Regions from separate parts of the Homo sapiens genome. Here region 1 is linked to region 2. Evidence: chromatin loops called from intact Hi-C (ENCODE). Cell type or tissue: heart left ventricle. All regions are shown on one strand. Links, peaks and the distances in the headings refer to the core of each region. The heading gives the core; the rest is flanking DNA.

Evidence for each region. A loop is a pair of places that touch in the nucleus more often than their neighbours do. Peaks named below come from ENCODE experiments on the same cell type or tissue, not always from the same donor. Only the 100,000 strongest peaks of a DNase experiment are listed, where the experiment ranks them.
Region 1: a loop joins it to region 2, with 2.3 times the contacts of the local background. A loop is called at or near these places in 5 of 110 quality-filtered maps.

The regions. Positions count from the first base shown.
Region 1 is chr1:100,534,690-100,545,209 of GRCh38, forward strand. GPR88 (G protein-coupled receptor 88) reads left to right here and starts at 3,450. Exons shown (of 2, transcript NM_022049.3): 1 at 3,450-3,813; 2 at 4,205-7,332. The coding sequence starts at 4,278. The coding sequence ends at 5,432. RefSeq lists enhancers at 3,874-4,723, 4,172-4,571, 4,724-5,572 and a silencer at 4,842-5,011. In heart left ventricle, for the core only: CTCF peaks have their summits at 4,568 and 4,768; DNase peaks (open chromatin) are centred at 4,372, 4,802 and 5,222; H3K4me3 peaks cover 1,560 bases; H3K27me3 peaks cover 1,745 bases.
Region 2 is chr1:100,707,307-100,717,826 of GRCh38, forward strand. No RefSeq gene overlaps it. Among named protein-coding and RNA genes, the nearest start is that of VCAM1, 7.2 kb to the right of the region's middle. RefSeq lists an enhancer at 4,963-6,162. In heart left ventricle, for the core only: no CTCF peak of the experiment used is centred there; a DNase peak (open chromatin) is centred at 5,875; H3K27ac peaks cover 1,085 bases.

The DNA.
Region 1 (10,520 bases), core at 1,053-9,052, 170 kb before region 2:
AAAAATATATCAAATGTAACCTACTACATCAACAGCTAAAAAAAAATTCACTTCATATAAAAGTCATACTAGAAATAGATAGAAATGTCTCTAACTTATAAACAATATATCAGAAAACTATAACAAACACCATATTTGATAGTGAATTATTAGAAACACTAGGGTAACAATGGGGACTATTAACCAAATCAGTGACCATAGGAGAATGAGTGGGATGAGGAGGGAGAGAGGCCAGCCGAATGGAGAGTTCCAACACGTCTGCAACTCTGGAAAGAAGTAAGCTTGGTGGGAAAGAATCTGTGGGTGACCCATAGGCGAGAGTGGAAGGCAGGAATCAGATGAGATCAATTAGGGAGAGAGAGTAGGGTGAGAAGAGAACCAAGAAGAGAAGCCAGGAACACTATCTTAAAGGAGCCATGACACTGGGGAGCCAGAGACTGAGTCTGGAAGGGAGCAGACAGAGGAACAGAAGCAAAGGGAAACCTGGAGGGAAATGGCACTGAGGAGGAGGGTGTTCTTCACAGAGTCAAAGTAGAGGGCAAGGATTTAGGAGTCACGATTTGCTACTGAGAGGCTACTGTTAACCTTGGCCAAAGCTGTTTCTGTGGAGCAGGGAGAGCTAAGGGCCGTGTGGGTGGGTATTCAATGGTAAAATCAGAAGTAGAAGGAGAAAATGAGCACTTCCATCAGGAAGGGGAAGTGAGCTGTGTGTAGGCACCATGAGAAGGAGGTGAAGTTCCAGGGGAGTTTTATGAGGTTGTGGTGAAATCAGCATTTTTGTAAGTCTGAAGGGGAGCAAGCAGTGGAGAGCAGAGAGACTGACAAGAGACAGCAGAAAGCAGATGACTGATGGGGCAAGTTCCTGCTGAAGGTGGGAGGAAAGAGATGCTCATAAAAGTGAATTACTGTTTCACCGTGGAGAAAACATAAATGAAATCATTTACACTGCCATTCACTTATTAATTCAGTAAGTATTGATTAAGTTTCTACTATGTCCCAGGCACTGACCTGGTGCTGGAAATAAGATAGAAAAAATTCCCACCCTATATTATGTAAGTTCATTAACTTAAAACAAAAGGAAAACCAAATCCAGAAACAAACAAAAATTTGGCCCCTGTCAGGCCAGCGCTAAGGGAGGCATGGTCTTGGAGGAAGTGTGTGTGACTGCCAGGCACTGGAGTCCCTCAGCAGGAATGCTGCTCGTCTCAAAGGCAACACAAAGTGGCAGCTGGGACCAGGGATCCAGAATTTGAATACCCTCCCACCACATTCTATCAGAGAGTCCTTTAGGACTATGTTAATGTGAGAGAAAAAACTTTACTTCAATGGCAAGTTTTAACTATGAATGATTAGGAGAGTCTCCTTTCTCCTGAAACATTGCTCTTAGGGACAGAGTGGAAAAGACTCCTGGACATATGGGCCAGAACTACAATGCATGTTACAGAGAAGAGGTATACGCCATGTGTCATAACTAGAAAGGAGAAATGCAGGCTTGCTGTGCTTAATGCACTCAAAACCTCAATAAGGACAAATGGCAATAGGCAAAAAGATGATGACAAATACTCATCTCATTTACATCAGTAAACTTGATATCGAAACCTTCAACCCTCTGAATAGCAAGTCACTGGTTCTTTTCTTTCACTTCCCCCTCCGGCCCCTGCCCCTGCCCCAACCAATTTCATTCAGATATAGCTTAGCTGGACCAAATCTATCAAGTCATGCTTATCCTTAATCCTCATCAGAGTTCTTGAAGTCATCAACTAACCATATTGATTTTGAAATAGAAAAAGAAAAGCAGAGAAGCTGTGTTTTGACCTCTCTCCTGAAACATTGCTCTTAGGGACATATGACCCAGAACTACAACTGCAATGCATGTTAGATAGAAGAGGTATATGCCATGTGTCATAATTAGAGAGAAGAAATGCTAAATTCATGAATAGGGATTCACAGAAAGTTTTAACAGAAAGGGCCTTTGAAGTGACTGACTGTGAACTTATTTGACAAGATGAAAATAATCCATCGCAAGGCTACATGATGGATGCTCGGCTTAGTATCTGGGTGTGCTGCAACCCCACCTAACATTTTTTTCTATTATGCCATGTTACCATATTCCCATATTGAGTTACATTTTCAAATACATGACTTTTCCAGTGAATAATTGAGAGAACTCCTTTTCTGAAAAAATTCCCACATGGAATGGATAAATGAACACTTGCACCAAAGAAGATGCCAACATCAGACTGCAAATCTCCAAGACAGACAAGACAAAAAGTTCTGAAGTGAAAAGTCATCTTTGTTCACACTGTGGATTATTCAGGTTTCTTGCTTTCCCCCTGACACACATTTTTTTAAAATTGACTTTATTTTTTTAGAGCAATTTTAGATTCATGGCAAATTTGAGTGAAAGATACAGAGATTTCCCATGTACTCCCTGCCCCTCGCATACATAGCCTCTCCCATTATCAAAATCCCCCACCAGAGTGGTTCGTCTGTTACAATTGAATGTACGTTGACACATCATTCCCCAAAGTCCATGGCTTACACTGATGTTTCACATTCTGCCACTTTGGGCAAATTTATAAGTACACAGATCCACTATTATGGTATCATACAGAGTAGTTCCACTGTCCTAAGAATCTTCCGTGATCATCTATTCATTCCTCCTTTCCCCCTAACTCGGGCAACCACTGGTCTTTTTAACTGTCTCCATAGTTTTGCCTTCTCAAGAATGTCATAGTTGGTAGCATACAGTATGTAGTCCTTTCCAGTTGGCTTCTGTCACTTAGTGATACACACTTAAGGTTCCTTCATGTCTTTTCATGGCTGGACAGCTCATTTCTTTTTAGCACTGAATAATATTCCATTGTCTAGATGTACCACTGACATCTGCTTTAAATCTTTTGCCCATTTCATTTTTACCCTCTAACCATTTCATTACTAAAACACAAAACAAACTCCGGAAAGGAGTTTGTTGATGAGAAAACACTGAAAGTACGATTTAAATTGAGGAATGGAGATTTTCTGTGGATAATTGTCTATGTTCCACTTTACCAAAGAAAAATGAATTTCAAGTAGTGCATAAAGTAATTCTCGTTAAAAAATGTGGGAATAAAGAGATCAGTCCTGGGTACTGGGAATATATTTATCTCACAGAAAAATCTTGCCCACAAAATGCATCAGACTGAGATGAAATACTCTAGGGTATATTAAATTTTATTCTAATATTGAAGGGAGGGAAAAAAAGGACGGAAAGAAAAATGAAACAGGATGAAAAATAAGGTGATTGGGAGAGAGAAAAGACAGAGAAACTTGTTAACGACAGGACTTTCTGAGCAAGATATTTTTCTTCCTTTTACAAGTTGGAAGCTATTGAATAATTCATGCCAAGCGTGGAAAGGCTGTCTTTTCCCTGGATGATGTATAACTAAGCAGGAGAGAGCTTCGAGTGGGTTCACCACATCAGCCACCACTCCTGCTTCTGAGCACAGGGTGCTCTCCTCTTGAGCTCAGCTTCTGCTTTTGCAGCCAAGCATTCTTGCTGCTGCTGCCTGCCTGCCCACCCGCCTGGGCTTGCAGCCCGCCACTTTACTTTCTCCAGCCCTGATACCAGCTGAGAAGTCTCCCTGCAGCTGCTAGTTCCTGCCCAGGACCATGTGTGTGGATGCTGCTTGGGAGAAGCGGGCACTTGCTCCTGGCACTGATCCCAGCTGAGTTTCTCCTGTTGATTTCTGGACCACTGATGCTGTTGCTGAGGAGGTATTTCCCGGCATCCCTCCCCCTGAGACACCGGCTAAGGACCAGCCTAAACGCAAGGTAACCTTCACCTCTTTCCCATGGGATTTTCCCCAGCTGGGATATCTCTGCTTTCTCCTGGAACTAGGTCCTCCAGCTGGCAACATATCTCTCTCTCTCTCTCTCTCTCTCTCTCTCTCTCTCTCTCTGTGTGTGTGTGTGTGTGTTGGGGGAGAAGAGGAGACTGTTTTAGGTATTGCTCTGTCCTAGGGCTTCCCCGATACCTGCTGAATCCAATGCAAAGTGGCCTTTCCCCTGGCTCTGGAGACATTTCCGAGGCAGGCACCTGTCATCTGCCACCCCCGTCCTCCTCCTCGAGCTCCCTTTCTCCCCCTCCCCCAGCCCATTATTCTGCTTCAGCCTTTTGTGTCAGTGGCAGAGGGCTGAAGGGATGTCTTTGCCCTTCTGGCAGGCAGGACAGTGTCAGGATGGACCGCGCTGCCAGAAGCCGACGCTAGCGAGGGAGGTGTGAAGAGTTGGCCAGAATGACCAACTCCTCCTCCACATCCACCTCCTCCACCACCGGTGGCTCGCTGCTGCTGCTCTGCGAGGAAGAGGAGTCGTGGGCGGGCCGGCGCATCCCGGTGTCACTCCTGTATTCGGGCCTGGCCATCGGGGGCACGCTGGCCAACGGCATGGTCATCTATCTCGTGTCGTCCTTCCGAAAGCTGCAGACCACCAGCAACGCCTTCATCGTGAACGGCTGCGCCGCCGACCTCAGCGTCTGCGCCCTCTGGATGCCGCAGGAGGCGGTGCTCGGGCTCCTGCCCACCGGCTCTGCGGAGCCCCCCGCAGACTGGGACGGCGCTGGGGGCAGCTACCGCCTGCTACGGGGTGGGCTGCTGGGCCTCGGACTCACGGTGTCCCTCCTCTCCCACTGCCTCGTGGCCCTGAACCGCTACCTGCTCATCACCCGGGCGCCCGCCACCTACCAGGCGCTGTACCAGAGGCGCCACACGGCGGGCATGCTGGCGCTGTCCTGGGCGCTCGCCCTGGGCCTCGTGCTGCTGCTCCCGCCCTGGGCACCGCGGCCCGGCGCCGCGCCACCGCGAGTCCACTACCCGGCGCTGCTGGCCGCCGCGGCGCTGCTGGCGCAGACAGCTCTGCTGCTGCACTGCTACCTGGGCATCGTGCGCCGCGTGCGTGTCAGCGTCAAGCGGGTCAGCGTGCTCAACTTCCACCTGCTGCACCAGTTGCCCGGCTGCGCCGCCGCCGCCGCCGCCTTCCCGGGCGCCCAGCACGCGCCGGGCCCCGGTGGCGCCGCGCACCCGGCGCAGGCCCAGCCCCTGCCGCCCGCGCTGCACCCGCGGCGGGCACAGCGGCGTCTCAGCGGCCTGTCGGTGCTGCTGCTCTGCTGCGTCTTCCTGCTGGCCACGCAGCCACTGGTGTGGGTGAGCCTGGCCAGCGGCTTCTCGCTGCCGGTGCCCTGGGGAGTGCAGGCGGCCAGCTGGCTCCTGTGCTGCGCCCTGTCCGCGCTCAATCCGCTGCTCTACACGTGGAGGAACGAGGAGTTCCGCCGCTCCGTGCGCTCAGTCCTGCCGGGCGTCGGCGACGCGGCGGCCGCTGCCGTTGCCGCCACAGCCGTGCCCGCAGTGTCCCAGGCGCAACTGGGCACCCGCGCCGCGGGCCAGCACTGGTAACCTAGCCGGGGCCCGAGGGAAGCGGAGATCCCCGGCTTCCGACGTCCTTGGGCACCGTCGCCTCCTTCCCTCCTAGGGCATCCCCTGCCTGAACGAAGACTTCCGCCGCGAAGCCCGATAGATCGGGGGAAAATGGGGCCTTCGACCCCAGCGGGCTACCTGAACCAAGGCGTCTCTTTAAGTGGGGCGCCCGAAGTCATTTTGGACGGCCACCTGATTTTTACCCTTTGTTTCTGTGTTTTAGAGGAATCCTAAAGTCAAAACACCAGAGACTTGAAGAACTTGCAAACTGGCGTTTTAAAATAACCGGTTAATTTATTTCCACACAGTTTGTTTTTGAAAAAGAGCTTTCATAATGTATAACCCTTTCCACTTTCATCGTCTTATATATGAAGCGCCTTGAGTGTGCATGAACCAAAGGAAATAACATTGAAGAAGGAAAACAATATGTAGAAAGTATTTTAGAAAGTAACCTGTCTTTGATGATGCTTCTCTTACCATTTAGTTTTTGTATATTACCCTGGGGCAGTGAAGCCCTAGGTGTGCCCACCAGTATGAGTTGCCATTAAGACCTCAAGCCCTTTATTCTTAAAAGGGTTTTTAATAAAGTCTTTCTCAAATGAGGTAGAATCTTAGCCAGTGAGAAAAAAAATTATTTTATGCTCCTTTTTTTTCGCACTCTTAAGACTGAAAATTGGCGTTGAGTGTTATAGTGAAAATTTTCCAGTTTGATAATTGATGGTCAGAGCCAGCACTGGAATTTTGAAAACAAATAAGGTGATTATCTATTTTAGGTACCGTTTCACATTTTCTATAGCATGCACACTTGTTGCTACCCTCATTTTGTAACCAATTTATTTGCCTTATGAATGTGATTGCAGCTTTGAACATTCTGTACTATAATGGTTGCTAAGAAGAATAAGTCCTTCTGTTTTCTCTTTAACATTTAAAATATCTCAATGCACATGATATAATTAAACACTAATAATACCATGACTGCATAGCTAATATTAGCTGCTATTGCATGCTCCTAGATGCTAGAACTTATTGGGCATGTGGTATACTGAAGCAATACCCGTTAGACAAGGATATTTTACTTCTTCCAGACACCAGAAGAAATGGCCTTCAATTATTTGAAAAGAGACACAGAGACACCTCTGGCTACCTAGAGTTCTTCCTGTCTTGACCCAATTTATGAGAAAGCTCCCAGTTGGGACTTTATCTCACAAGTGGAATCACAGTCAAGACGGATCAATAATATGGTTTGGCTCAGCAAAGCCAGCTGTGCTCTTTTAGGGTTTAAACAAGCCACACGTTAGAAAGCAACACTGTTTTTATGTAGTTCATATATATTACCATGACATTTAACATCAATATCGTATATGTTGAAGGAGGTATAATAAACTCAGTCATATATAGTGAACAGTTCAAATGGGAAAGTGTTCTAAAACATATTATTTGAGATTTGTCATATTCATCTTTGGTTTACTAAATTTACTTAGAAATATTTGAAATGCAAAATTGTGTGAAATCACCTTATCAAATTAAAATGGGAAGAAAGTAATTTTAATAATTTTTAATAATCATATGTCAGCATTCTGACTACTTACCACATCAAATCTGGGCCCAAACAGCCTCAGTTAACTGCATAATTCAGGAACAAAACCAGCTTGCTTTGTTGCACGCCTGGGCAATTTCAGCCAGGACATTAGGACCACTTGTTGTACATCTGAATAATTATGGAAGTTGGGACATGTTAAGGAAAACAAATATGTTCATCACCAACAATCAGCTGTCATTTTATTAATCTATCCCTTTTGTGCATGCACCATTTCTCTCTTACTAACAGTTTCATCTGTTCACATTTTCCTTGATTCAAATATTAAAGTTCAGACAACTATTCTGAGTTTTTTTTCTTCTGTCTCTGGTTTCCTTGCATACCTCCTTGAGAACGTTGTAACAGAGGATATGGTATTCCAAAGCACTAGTGATGAAAGTAACTTCTTCTTGCTGGCTTTATCTAATTTTAGTTTGTACAGTTATTTCTACTTTATATAATTAAATAAGGCCCACATACCAGCATCAAAGAGAAATAGGTAAAATTTCCTTTCTGTAAGTGTTGGGGAATAAGTTACAACAACAGAGAGCTGAGAATTTTCCTTTTGGGGTGGGGCTGGAGGGGGGATGCTTTTCTAAGTCTCTGTCAAAAAGGTCTTCTTTTAATTAGAACTTTATCTCTGTTTCTCACTGTAAATGGCTGTGAATGACTTCCCCCGCTATTCCTATAAACATCTGCCACGCATATGAAGTCAGCTTTCCAAGTGGTATCTTGATATCTTGCAATGTTTCTGGCTAGCACTGAGAATCATCTTATACTGGCTCCATGCCAATGGGAGACCTACTTTAGCTTAATTTACTGGTAATTAACTCCACAGGACTGATTCACTTTTAATTTCAAGGTAGTAATGATGTGTCTGAAAATGGCTTACCAGGGCACTAGCTGTGAGTGTTGGAGTTGTTGGATTTACAAATTAACAGAGATCATGTTTTTATTTAAATGAAACCACGTATTATCCACTCAGGAATAAAAAAAATCCTAATTGCTGTTGTGGGCTTCCCTATTTTGCCTTTTCTACTTTTTTCTCCCTTTAGATATATGCCTGTTAAGACATATAGCACCTGCCTCTCTTCCCCTTGCATTTTAAATAGCTAAATTCTAGGATGTAATAGAATTACATATTACCCCTAGCACTTCCCTTCTTCCAAATTGTAGTATGTGAATAAACAAGAATTGTTTTTCACAAAAGCATCCACAGGTGATCTTTGTTTTAAACAAGACAGGGAGGGTTCCAAGATCAGACAAGTTTTCCTGTGTCTCAGAATTAGGGAGAAAATTTCTACAATGGGGGTATTGTTTTTTTTTCAGGAGGACCCAGTTGGAGGATAGAGTGGGGCTGAGGAAGGGGGAAGGGGCTTATTTTAATCCTCACATAGAGAAAGTCCTTGAAAAGACCTGCTTACCAATGGAATGTCAGCTTGCTTTAAACTAATGGGCAGTGCAAGCTTGTTTTTCTGATAATAACCACATTGGTCAACTTCACTGTCTCATGTGTGACCTTTCTTCTGTCTCCCAGCATTCAGACAATGCTCATCTGGCTCTTTAGTAGTCCTAGGAGCTGACTTGACAAAAGACATCAGTAGCATAAGTTAAATTCAAGAACACTGAGAAAAATTGTAGATATCCCTTACTTTTGAGGCCTGTCCTTAAAGTTTGTGGGTTGCTGGGCAAGAGTGGAGCTCCAGATGGAGCTCTCAGTCTTCAGGAACAAGGTGGGAGGACCCTTTCTTCCCCCCTCCATTTTAACATCTCAAGGGTCCTCATACATAGGTGTATGACTCAGCCCACAATTCCCAGTTCTGCCTACAACCATTCCCTCACTAGCCACCTTGCCACTACTGGGACCTAATGGTGGAACACAAGCAGGGGCCAGAGCATCCCCTGGGAGTGGCCTCGAGCCATTTGGGCATGGAATTCCTGGGTTCCAAGTACCAGCTCCTGTTGCGGGAGGCACAGGCTCTGAGTGGGCACATTTCATTGGGACTTCTTTCCCTTTGGGAAGGGTAGCCAGAAAAGGGCAGAAGCAGAGCTTTTAAGGCCTGAGACCCAGGCTGGGTTCCCACATTCTCTAAGGGCAATACTGCTTCCAATACAGCTTGCACATACGCCCTCTAGAGGCATCCTTTCCTAGCCCCTCCCATCTTCAGGGACTTTTTAAACAGGTGCCACACACAGAGTGCCCAGATACTTAATCATATCCTGCCTGGTGCAATAGGTGAGGAGGATGGTGAGGAGGGAGTAGGATGGATTTATATAAAACAAGAGGTTGGATATTGATGATTGTGGAAGGGGAGTGATGGGTACATGGGGAGGCATTCATTGCACAGTTTTCTCTACTTTTGTGCTGTATCTTTGAAATTTTTCATAATGACAAGTTAAAAAAAGTGAAACTAAACTAAAAAAATAAAGAAAAAAGGAGAAAAGTAAAGAAAGAAAAGTAACATTCCTACGGTCACAGAATGATTAAATGGATGGGCTGGGATTCAAGTCTTTGACTGCAGAGCATGAGGTTGTAAATACTGGGCTGTAGGATAAAATAAGAATTTTAAAGTCAAGAGTAAAATTCTCTCCATGATGTGGCCATTCCCTAACTTCCCAAACCTATCTCTCCCATACTTGCATCCTTGGCTGTTGCCTGGTTGATGTATACACTACCTTTGAAACATGGCCCATGTTCTGTGTCTGAGACTTGGTGTATCCAAAGACATTTCTGGGATGTCCTAACTTTTCATCACTTATCTAGCCTCCATCCTGCCTTCCAAGAAGACTCATTTAGTTTCTGTCTCCTCCTTAGAGCTCCCACCACAGCCATAAGCTCTGTCTCCAAAGAACCGCCTGTACCACTTTGTTCTGACCACATATCCCCTTCTCCTATTGTCTCTTTCTCAATGTGCATGTCTTGTCTTCAAAAACAGATAGGAAAAGGTTTTTGGTTTTGTTTTGTTTTTATTTTTCAATTCCTTTGACTTTTAAGGGCAAATACTGTCTTCTATCTTTTTGTAACCAGTTCTCTGAAATATACCGTATATTTAATACATGTTTATAGTTGAAGACAGTAATTTTAAAAGAAAAAAGGTTTGGTCCTTTCCCTTGAATGTTTATTGTTCTCTTAATGAACTAGACCCAAGAATAAATCCTAGGTCCCACCTTATATCTTACCAAAAGATATTCCAGAGTAATACCTTGTGGGATTATCAGCATTGTAAGTCACATGCTGTTGGTGCTGTCAGCGAGGGTGATTTATACACCTGTCATATCCAAGCGCTGTTCGCACTGACTAATGCAACAATAGAAAGTCTTGGTCCTAATGACTACTTTAAATTCAAAGCCAAATTACTTAAGATGTGCAATTATTTCTCAGGGCCTTGCATAGAAAAACTGTGTATTTTTTTGTTTGTAAAAGCCTTAAACATTGCTATTCAATAGCCATGCAATTTTGCCGGAATGCTAGGAGAAATAACTATGGGAAT
Region 2 (10,520 bases), core at 913-8,912:
AGTGAATTTTGTTACAACTGCCCTCCACCTCATCCTGTGACTTTTAGGACAATCAGCCTTACAGACAATGGCAATGTCACCAGCTACTTGAGCAAATGTCTTTACAGACTTTGTAAAACAAGTATTAGGAAACTGACTTAACTGAGGGGACAGATTAGGATTTTAGAAAAAAAAATTCTTGTAGGTTCCCTCAATTGCCATGATATTTTTATTTTTCAAAAAGTAGGAGAGTATATTAGTTTACTGGAAAAACAGTGAGCTAATTGTAGGCCAGAGGCCTGGGCTCAAGCTGCCCTCTCTGCTGCAAATAACCATACATATTTGGGAACATGATAACTACTCTGGGCTTTAGATGGATAGACAAAGGCCAAGATATTGCCCAGTTCAAAAACTATTAGCCTATTAAACCTAGAGGAAATAAACAAACTACAATGAGACCCTACAATATGACGCCCCTGATTGCCCTCATTTTCTAATTCTCTGGATCAAGAACATTTCCAAAAGGCAGCACACTATTATTAACAAAAAGTTATTGATGATAGTACTCACACCTGATTACCACTCTGTGGTTGGAATTACAAGACAGTGATTTTTCAGATCCCTTCCTACACAAACATCTCATTTACAGCCTTGGACTTTTACCCAGCAGACCTCATGATAGTCTTTCCGGATTCACTGCTTGGAAGATGAGTTACATGGTGCAATTATTTCTCAGTTTTTGTCCAGTGTGCTAATCTGAAAACAAGGTGCAGTGGTTATTATTTGAAAACACTTGAGAGCAACAATGAGAAGAAAACAAAATGACTAGACTCCGTCATTTCTCCTGCAGAATCTCAAGAGACATGGAAAATGTCAGGCTGTGTGGTACCTGCTGGCTTGTGAAGATCATTGTCATCTCAAACAAAGATGACCTCAGCCCTGGGATGGAGAAGACAATAGAACCCCCTGAATGGTAGATGCCTGAATCCATCAAATGGGGAAATCTTTTAAGTTAAACTGTTTACTTACATGTTAACATCCAGCACTTCTCCTTATTTATTTTTTTCCTTTCGGATTTTAAAAAGCCTGCCTGGGGAAATTTTAGAAAATATTTGGAATGTCCATAAGTACAACGCAATATTTGTGTTACAATTTCCTTTTTGAGCATTTTAATCACTTAGTATTTATCCTATTTATCCTGGCTCAAAGGCTTCAAAAACAGGATATTTTCCTTAAGTCCCATTTTAACTGTAAAGTGGCAAATTGCAAGCAAGCTTTTAGAATTTTTTATATGGAAGTCTTGGAATTTCCACAGCTTATGTTCTGAGCCAACAAAAATATACAGAGATAGAAAGCAGGGAATTTTTGAATCTAGTTGGCTTACTTCACAACATTACTTTTTTTGCAGATATATTTGCTTAACAGGGCAATGAATTTTAAGTATGATTTGGGAATGGAAAGTTGGTTTTTATAAATTCAGAGGAAAAAATGGTAAAAATAGTTTGCATTGATGATACCATATCAAAGGAAATGACGATGCCTAAGTTAAGTACAAAGCTTTCCTGGACAACCACCAGTACAGGAAGACTCAAAAAGGTCTGGGGTTGAGCTGAGTTGAGACTGTTTTGAAAGTAGTCAGTGTGCTAGAATGGAAAGAGCACTCAATGTAGAATCAGGAAACTTAACCTCTAGTCCTAGTTTTCTTATTACCTAGCTGTGTGGCTTCGAGTAGGTCAATTAACCTTTCTGACCCTCAGTTTCCTCATCCTTTTAATGACAATTAAAAAAAATACTCACCTGGCATATTTCCTAGGATTGTTAAAAGGCTCACATACGATAAACTATATTAAATAATTTTTAAAGTTATGAAGCACATTACTGATGTGAGATATCTTTATAACATCTTTCTATAATTCAGTTAATCTTTGAACACCCAATGTTTAAATTGGATATAATGGCAAGATTAACTGGGACATTTTTCTTTGTCAGGACATGGTGGTGTTTATATCATAACAATTTATTTATACTCTAATAAGTCTATCTTACTAGCTTTTTGGAGTAGGTTCTGCTATAGGATGTAAGAGGAGCTTACTGAGTTCCTGTTATTTCTGTTAAGACTACCCTCCTGTCTTCTGCTCTTCTTCCAAAGCTCAGTGAGCTCCTGGAAAGATCACCCCTCCACTGCTGGTCTTACCACTGCAAATTGCCTGTGAATTTGCCTATGAAGCCATACCCAGAAGATGGTGATCTGCTCTCAGATCATTCTCTAACAGATGATCAGGACTAATCCCATCTTTCTTCACATCTCTCTCAATAAGTCCAAACTTCTGGATTCATTATCAATATATCTCCATACGTTCCTTATTCTGAGCCAATTCTGGGTCTCTCAAGACTTTCATTGTGCCCTCTAGAATCGTCTGCAAAATCCCTGATATTGTCTACCTTCATTAAGCCTTTATCTTTTTATCCTAATGGAAGACTGGGTTGGTAAATAACACTATATCTGAGACTCGTCAGATGGTGACCCTACATGCCACAGAGCCTGGAAGTCAGATTAGGAATCCTTCTTCTTGTGGCCACTTCCAAAACATTTTCCCGCTCCACTGCTGTCCAAATCTTATCTCCGTTAGCCTCCTGGTATCTTCTGGTGACACTACATCATTCTTTAATGACTATTTATTTCGCACCATCCATATTGTTTATTGTAGGCTACTAACTACGTCCTGCCTCTTTCTTTTAATAGACTGAGGAGGGGGAGGTTCTGAAAGAGGCTTGTCGTCTTCTTGTTCAACCATTTTGTACTTCCACCCGGGGTTTGTTTCCCTCTCCTTTCCAATTTACCCTCCCTCTGCTAGTTCCTTTGCTCCCAATGTTTCTCTGTTCAGTTTCACTAGAATGTGAACTCCATGAAAGCTGGAATATTGTTTGCTTTGTCATCATTGTATTCCTGAGCACCTAGCAGTGGTTGGCACACAGGAGGTACTAAAAAAATATTCATTTTGTCACCAACCTTAACATAGAGGGAAATAGACATGTCCATGTCTAGGGACTCAGATAGAAACACTGGAACATACAAAGTAAATTCAAGAGGCTAGATCCTGCAGCCAACAGCAGAAAGTCTGTCTAAAGCATAAAAAAGCAAATAGCAATGACCTGAAGACATGAAATAAGATTTCCATGAAGCTCCTACTAAGAACAGGTGCTTTGTTAGAACACCTGTGTTCGTTTTCTTGTAGTTATAATACCTGGCTTCACAGATATTTGGCCAATTTGTCTATGGTTCTTCAATTACTCATTATTAGCTCAGAAATAATACTGATTCAAGGGAAGGACTTTAGTGACCATCTAGCCTGCCTTCTTCTGCTTTGCAGGTGAGAAAACTTAAACCCTAAAAGTAAAGAGTTTTACCTCAGATTACCCTTTTATTTACAGAATAGAGATAAGAACCTAGGTTCCTTTACTTCTGACTACTTCTGTTTTCTTTTTCTTTTCATTTTTTTTGAGACAGAGCCTTACTCTGTCACTCAGGCTGGAGTGTAGTGACATGATTTCAGCTCACTGCAACCTCCGCTTCTTGGGTTCAAGTGATTCTCATGACTCAGCCACCTGAGTAGCTGGTACTACAGGTGCACACCACCATGCCCAGCTAATTTTGTGTGTGTGTGTGTGTGTGTCTGTGTGTATACAAGAGACAGGGTTTCACCAGGCTGGTGTTGAATTCCTGACCTCAAGTGATCTGCCTGCTTCAGCCTCCCAAAGTACTAGGATTACAGTCATGAGCCACCATGTCTGGCCTACTTCTGCTTTCTTAATGGTACCCTGCAAGTGTCAAAATGTCTTAAACAGTTTAACAGTACAATGCTGACCTACAATTCTTGAAAGGCTTCTAGGTTCCAAAAGGAAATCTTATGTGTTGCTTATGAAAATTGTAATTTTAATTTAACATATAACTAAAAAATCATCATGTTTATGTTATAGTCAAATGGGAAAAGTATTTATTTTACTTGTTTGACATACCAAACTCTGAGCTTTGTACATTATGAGATAATTCCCAAATTACGAGTCATTTATAAATAAATATAATACATTTGTTTAGAGTAATTTTCTATCATGTTCTTTGCTCCTTTTCTTCCTCATGTATTTACTTGTTCCCTATCTACCAAAAGCTCATGAAATGTCCAAGTCTTCTCTCAAAAATGTAAACAGATGTTTTGCAATCATTTTAGAATGGGAGGGGCCTGAATACTTTTTAACCTCCTCAGCTCTTTTGTGTTGCAAATGAGTTATAGAGGTGAATCCATGTGGGGCCAGAAAGTATGGTGGGATGGGCATATAGGGCTGTTTTCCAAGGATATTGCACTTGGACTGAATGAAGGCATCCATAAGAACATGAAGAGGAGGAATGTTTTGGTACTCAGGGCTCTGTATTAGTCCATTTTCACACCGCTATGAAGAAATACCTGAAACTGGGTAATTTATAAAGAAAAGAGGTTTAATTGACTCAGTTTTACAAGGCTGGGGAGGCCTCAGGAAATTTACAATCATGGCAGAAGGGGAAGCAAACACATGCTTCTTTGCATGGTGGCAGGAAGGAGAAGTGCAGAGTGAAGGGGGTAAAAGTTCCTTATAAAACCGTCAGATCTTGTAAAAACAGTGTCATGAGAACAGCATGGGAGGACCACCCCCATGATCTAATCACCTCTCACAAGGTCCCTCCCCCAACATGTGGGGATTACAATTACGATTACAATTTAAGATGAGATTTGAGTGGGGACACAAAGCCAGACCATATCAGGCTCCATTAATGTTCCTTCTAAGCACCAGCGAGTGGCACAGGGAATTCCCTTTTTGGAGTTACAGTCTTAGGCCCCTAGAGTGAATTTGGACAAGGTGTTTCCATATTGTCTACTCATCCCTTTCCTTCTTGGACTCCTAAAGCAGATTCTGAACGCTCATCATAAAATGTCCCGGTATTTAATATTCAAAAATCGCCCTGAAAGTTGTGATAAGAAGCTTATAGTCATCAAGTTGAGGAGAAGTGGATGCAGTCTCCTGGGTCATTGTCATATTCAAAGTGTCAGATTGGAATGAGACCTTATGGGCATCTGGGTTCTCTAAGTGACAGCATTAATACTTGAAGGGAAGGTGCATCTCTCCCACAAACACTGAGGTGATTTGGCATAGTGCACCAAGTAGAGAAGTGAGAATGAGATGAGCTGGGGTAAAGATCCAATTCTTGCCACTAGCTGCGTGAGCTTGCTCAAGTAACCAAATTTCTTTGGGCCTCTGTTTCCTGATCAACACTGTGAAGATAAGAGCATCCACATTACCTCTCGCATAGGGTTGCTGTGAGGCTCACAGGCCATAATCCTGAGGCACTTTGTAAGAGGTGAAGAGGCTGGGCTTCTGGGTTGGGTGGGGACTTGGAGAACTTTTCTGTCTAGCTAAAGGATTGTAAACACACCAATCAGTGCTCTGTGTCTAGCTAAAGGTTTGTAAACACACCAATCAGCACTCTGTAAAAACGTACCAATCAGCACTCTGTCTAGCTAAAGGTTTGTAAAAGCACCAATCAGCACTCTGTAAAAACGGACCAATCAGCACTCTGTAAAATGGATCAATCAGCAGAATGTCGGCAGGGCCAAATAAGGTAATAAAAGCTGACCACCAGAGCCAGCAGCAGCAACCTGCTTGGGTCTGCTTCCACCTGTGGAAGCTTTGTTGTTTCACTCTTTGCAATAAATCTTGCTACTCACTCTTTGGGTCTGCACTACCTTTAACACTCACTGCGAAGGTCTGCAGCTTCACTCCTGAAGCCAGAATGACCACGAACCCACGAGGAGGAACACACAACTCCGGACGCGCCACCTTTAAGAGCTGTTAACACTCACTGCAAAGGTCTGTGGCTTCACCCCTGAAGTCAGCGAGATGACGTCAGCGAGACCACAAACCCACTGCGAGGAACGAACAACTCTGGACGCACCACCTTTGAGAGCTGTAACACTCACTGCGAAGGTCTGCAGCTTCACTTCTGAAGTCAGCAAGACCACGAACCCACCAGAAAAAAGAAACTCCAGACACACCATCTTTAAGAACTGTAACACTCACCACGAGGGTCTGTGGCTTCATTCTTGAAGTCAGTGAGACCAAGAACCCACCAGAAGGAACCACTTCCGGACACATTTGGACAACTCTTTAGATCAAGGGTGTCCAATCTTTTGGCTTCCCTGGGCCACATTGGAAGAAGAAGAATTGTCTTGAGCCACACATAAAAGACACTAACACTAATGATAGCTGATGAGCTTAAAAAATTGCCAAAACATGTCAAAATGTTTTAAGAAAGTTTACAAATTTATGTTGGGCCACATTCCAAGCTGTTCTGGGCCACAGATTGGACAAGCTTGCTTTAGATAAAGAGTTACACAAATGTGAGGCTGGGCACAGTGTCTCATGCCTGTAATCCCAGTGCTTTGAGAGGCTGATGTGGGAGGATCTCTTGGGGTGGGAGTTTGAGACCAGTCTGGGTAACATGGTAAGACTCTGTCTTTACACGCATATATAAAAATTAGCTGGGCATGGTGGCCTGCGCCTGTAGTCCTAAAGCTGCAGTGAGTCATGATCGTGCCACCACATTCCAGCCTGGGTGAAAGGGCAAGACTTTGTCTCAAAACAAAAGGCAAGCAAACAAAAAACAACAGAGAGTTTCACAAATGTGAAGTGTTATTAGTAACTGAAAGAAGTGTACTGAGTTATTGCCTCAAAAACATGTTTATTTATTTCATATAAATTCATAGGCACTTGGGGTGGACAGAGCATCAGATCAGGTAATATGTAAAAATGAGTAAGACTTCTCTACTTAAAGAGGTTAAATATGTCGAGAAAATAAAGCCCCATCTGGACATAGTAAGTAATAAAACAAATACAAGGCAAAATGCTTTTTAAGAAGGCCAGAGACAGATTTGCAAAGAGGGAAGTTCATCCCAAACAGGAGAACTGGAATATACAAAGGATCCTCTGTCCACCTGAAATGCCAAATTTAAACACATGGGATAGTAAAAGCATAAATAATCAAATTCTGAATTCCATTAAGTAAATTTAGAAGAGGGAAGGGAGTAATAATTTTCATATTGGCAGTCTTCTTCCTATTATTATTTTATGTAATCATTTAGTGTGATATTAAAATTCAGTAAATCTCTCACATCTTGTGTGTACGTTTTATTAAATAGAAGTTTTACTCTTAATAAGAAATAATCTTTTTTTTCAAAATTACAAAAGGTCACAATAAATTTATGGTTAAGCAAGATTCCTACCAGATAATGATCTTTCCTGTAGTTTACTTTCCAGAAAAATCTCACACTTCTATCAGCTTACTCAAATATATTTTATTTCCTGATTGCAGATAAATAAATGGCACCTATTCTGGTGACTCGGAATAGGTGCCATTTATTTATCTGCAATCAGGAAATAAAGTGACACTTCTGAGTCACAAAGTTCAACTCTTCTGAGTTGAACTATGTGAAAGTTCTTTACTAATACCACACAGATCTTTTCCATTCTGATATAGGAACTGTGTGCATGTCCTCATCTGTATATTTCAGTGCTAGAAAGGTGTCAGCATAGCAGTCTCTCAATAAACATTCTATGAATTGAACTGAATTAGGAAATTGTGACAGATGCTGCTAATTGCCTGCCTACTCATCATCCACTCTTCCTTTTTTCTTATAAACAGAATCCTAATTTATTTGGAGGCCACCATGTATTCAGCTAAAATATTGAATCTCCTACTTTTTCAGTGAGATATGAGTGGAAATCACTGCCTTTGACTTCTTAGAAAGTTATTTAAAAGGAGACAAACTCCACTGGCTTTGACTTCTTGCCCCTCACTTTTTTCCTTGCTTTGCTGACTGAAATGCAGATGTACTGTTTGATGACAAAGCCATCTTAGAATTATGAGGGTTTGTTACACGTAAAAGATGATAAAACTGGATCTGAAATCAATCTTGGTCCTTGATGTTTCTCTCTGGTAGTTGGTCCAGCCTTGAACTGTGTACCCGTAGACCTCTATTTAATTAAGCCACTGTGAAAGGTTTCTGTTACATAAAGGCAAATGGAGTCATAGATATAGATCCTTTGACTCTGTCTAGCTTAGTGGGGAAGTAGTTGACATTATAGAATCTACTGAGATGGTTTTTCACTTTTTCTACCCCATTCTGATAATGCCCTGCAAAAAAAAATACTCCTCTCATCTGGGTAAGAATTGCTGCCATATTCTTGCAAGGATAAAAATAAAAAATAAAAAAATAAAAGAAAGAATTGCTTCCACAGTGAGCCACAGTTACTGCTAAGAATGTCACTTCCCTAAGATGTGTTAGGCCACCCAAGAAAAAAGGTTCAGAATCATCTCTGCTTCAGGGAGGCTCATAATAAATTGACTAATTGGAAGTCCTGAAAGTGTTGGAGTTGCAATGCATTCAGTAGTTATTAAATAAGTGGAAAGAAGTATGCCTGAAGTATCTCAGAGCCCGATTGAGATACCAACTGATACAGCAGCATCAGAAGATGATTATAATTTTGATGTGGACAGTGAAGGGGTTGGTGAAGCTAGACTAGAAACAATGGAGAGTGCTGACCCTGATAACAGAATCTTAGCATTGGAGGGCAACTTAATGGCCATCCAGTTCTATGTCTCAAGGCAAAACTTGACTTCTACCATATTGTTCACAGATGTCATCCAACCTTTGCTTGAATACTCCAGTGATTAATAGCTAGTGAATTCAAAAGGTGATCTATTGCATTATTGAAAAGATTTAACTGGAAAGTCCTTTTTACAATCAACTTAATATGATTGTATCTTTTTTTAATTATTATACTTTAAGTTCTAGGGTACATGTGCACAATGTGCAGGTTTGTTACATAGGTATACATGTGCCATGTTGGTTTGCTACACCCATCAACTTGTCATTTACATTAGGCATTTCTCCTAATGCTATCCCTCCCCCAGCCCCCTACTCTAATTATTACCATATACCATTTATATAGCATTTTACTATATTTATTTTAAGAGATTTCATATGATCAGTGTTGATTGATAGTCATAAAATGATATGAATCACTTGAAATAATACTATCTGAGCATTTGTAAATCTGCTCTGAGAGGCTACATATAGTTGTACAAGGTTTCACAATTCCTAGGTAGAATACCTGGACTTGAAGACAAGACTATTAGACTCTGAGTCCAGATCTCCTTTAAATTGTTATATATTCAATCAGTAGGGATTTACTGAGCTCCTAGTATCTACTGGTTACTATGTTAAAAGTGCTGAAGCACTAATGGTGAACAAGACATAGACATTCTTGGTTCCTCTAGAGCTAATAATCTGGTAATTGCCTACATATGAGTTGTACTTTTAGCTTTTGGTATAGCACAGAGTAATAAGTAAATTCCTTCCCCTGTGCATTAATCATTCAGTTATCACATTGCTTCATGGGTGCCTCTTCTCTAGACAAAATATGTCCTTTTTCTTCAACATAGGAGCTATTACTTTTCTCTGGACACCCTTAATTTCGTCAGCATCTTTCTTAAGGAGTGGCATTCTGAATTAGACACCCAGGCTCCCAGTATGATCTGGTGGGTGTGTAGTGCTCAGAGACTGTGGCCTCAGAAGACTTGAAGGTTGAATTACTAGGAGTGCAACCTGGACTCATCACAGCTATTTTGATTTCTCATGGCAGTGTTCATTTTTATGGTTCGTAAAATCACAAGACCTTCTTTCTGTGAATTGTGACCAAGTCAGATCTCTCCCATACTGTACTCAAACATTGGAAACATTTAAATGCTGACCTTTAATGCATTCCTATTAAATTTTACTTCGTCATCTGGAATATTATTACATACCTTGAGGTCTTCTTTATCTTGCTTCTCTCATCTCTAAGGTTGTCTTTCCCAGTTTTGCATTATTAATAGGTTAGATAATCACGTGCTGTATTAGTTTGTTTTCACACGCTGATAAAGACATACCCAAAACCAGGAAGAAAAAGAGGTTTAATGGACTTATAGTTCCACCTGGCTGGGGAAGCCTCACAGTCATGGTGGAAGGCAAGGAGGAGCAAGTCACGTCTTACATGGATGGTGGCAGGCAAAGAGAGAGAGCTTCTGTATGGGGAACTGCTCTTTTTAAAACCGTCAGCTCTTGTGAGACTTACTCACGATCATGAGAACAGCACGGGAAAGATTTGCCTCCATGATTCAGTTACCTCCCACAGGGTCCCTCCCACAACACATGGGAATTCAAAATGATATTTCAGTGGGGACAAGGCCAAACCATATTATGTGCTTTATGCTACTAATAAAAAGGTTAAACCGAACAAGTTCAAAGACAAAACTCAGTAGTACTTTATTCAGACAGGTTAGTCTAAATCTGTTAACCTTATACTTGCAACTCTGATCATTCATTAATTCTGCAAATTTTAATAAATGCTTTATTTTAAGCTAAATGCTGAGATGAAAAAATGAAACCATATGAGTTAGCAAAGTAGAAAAT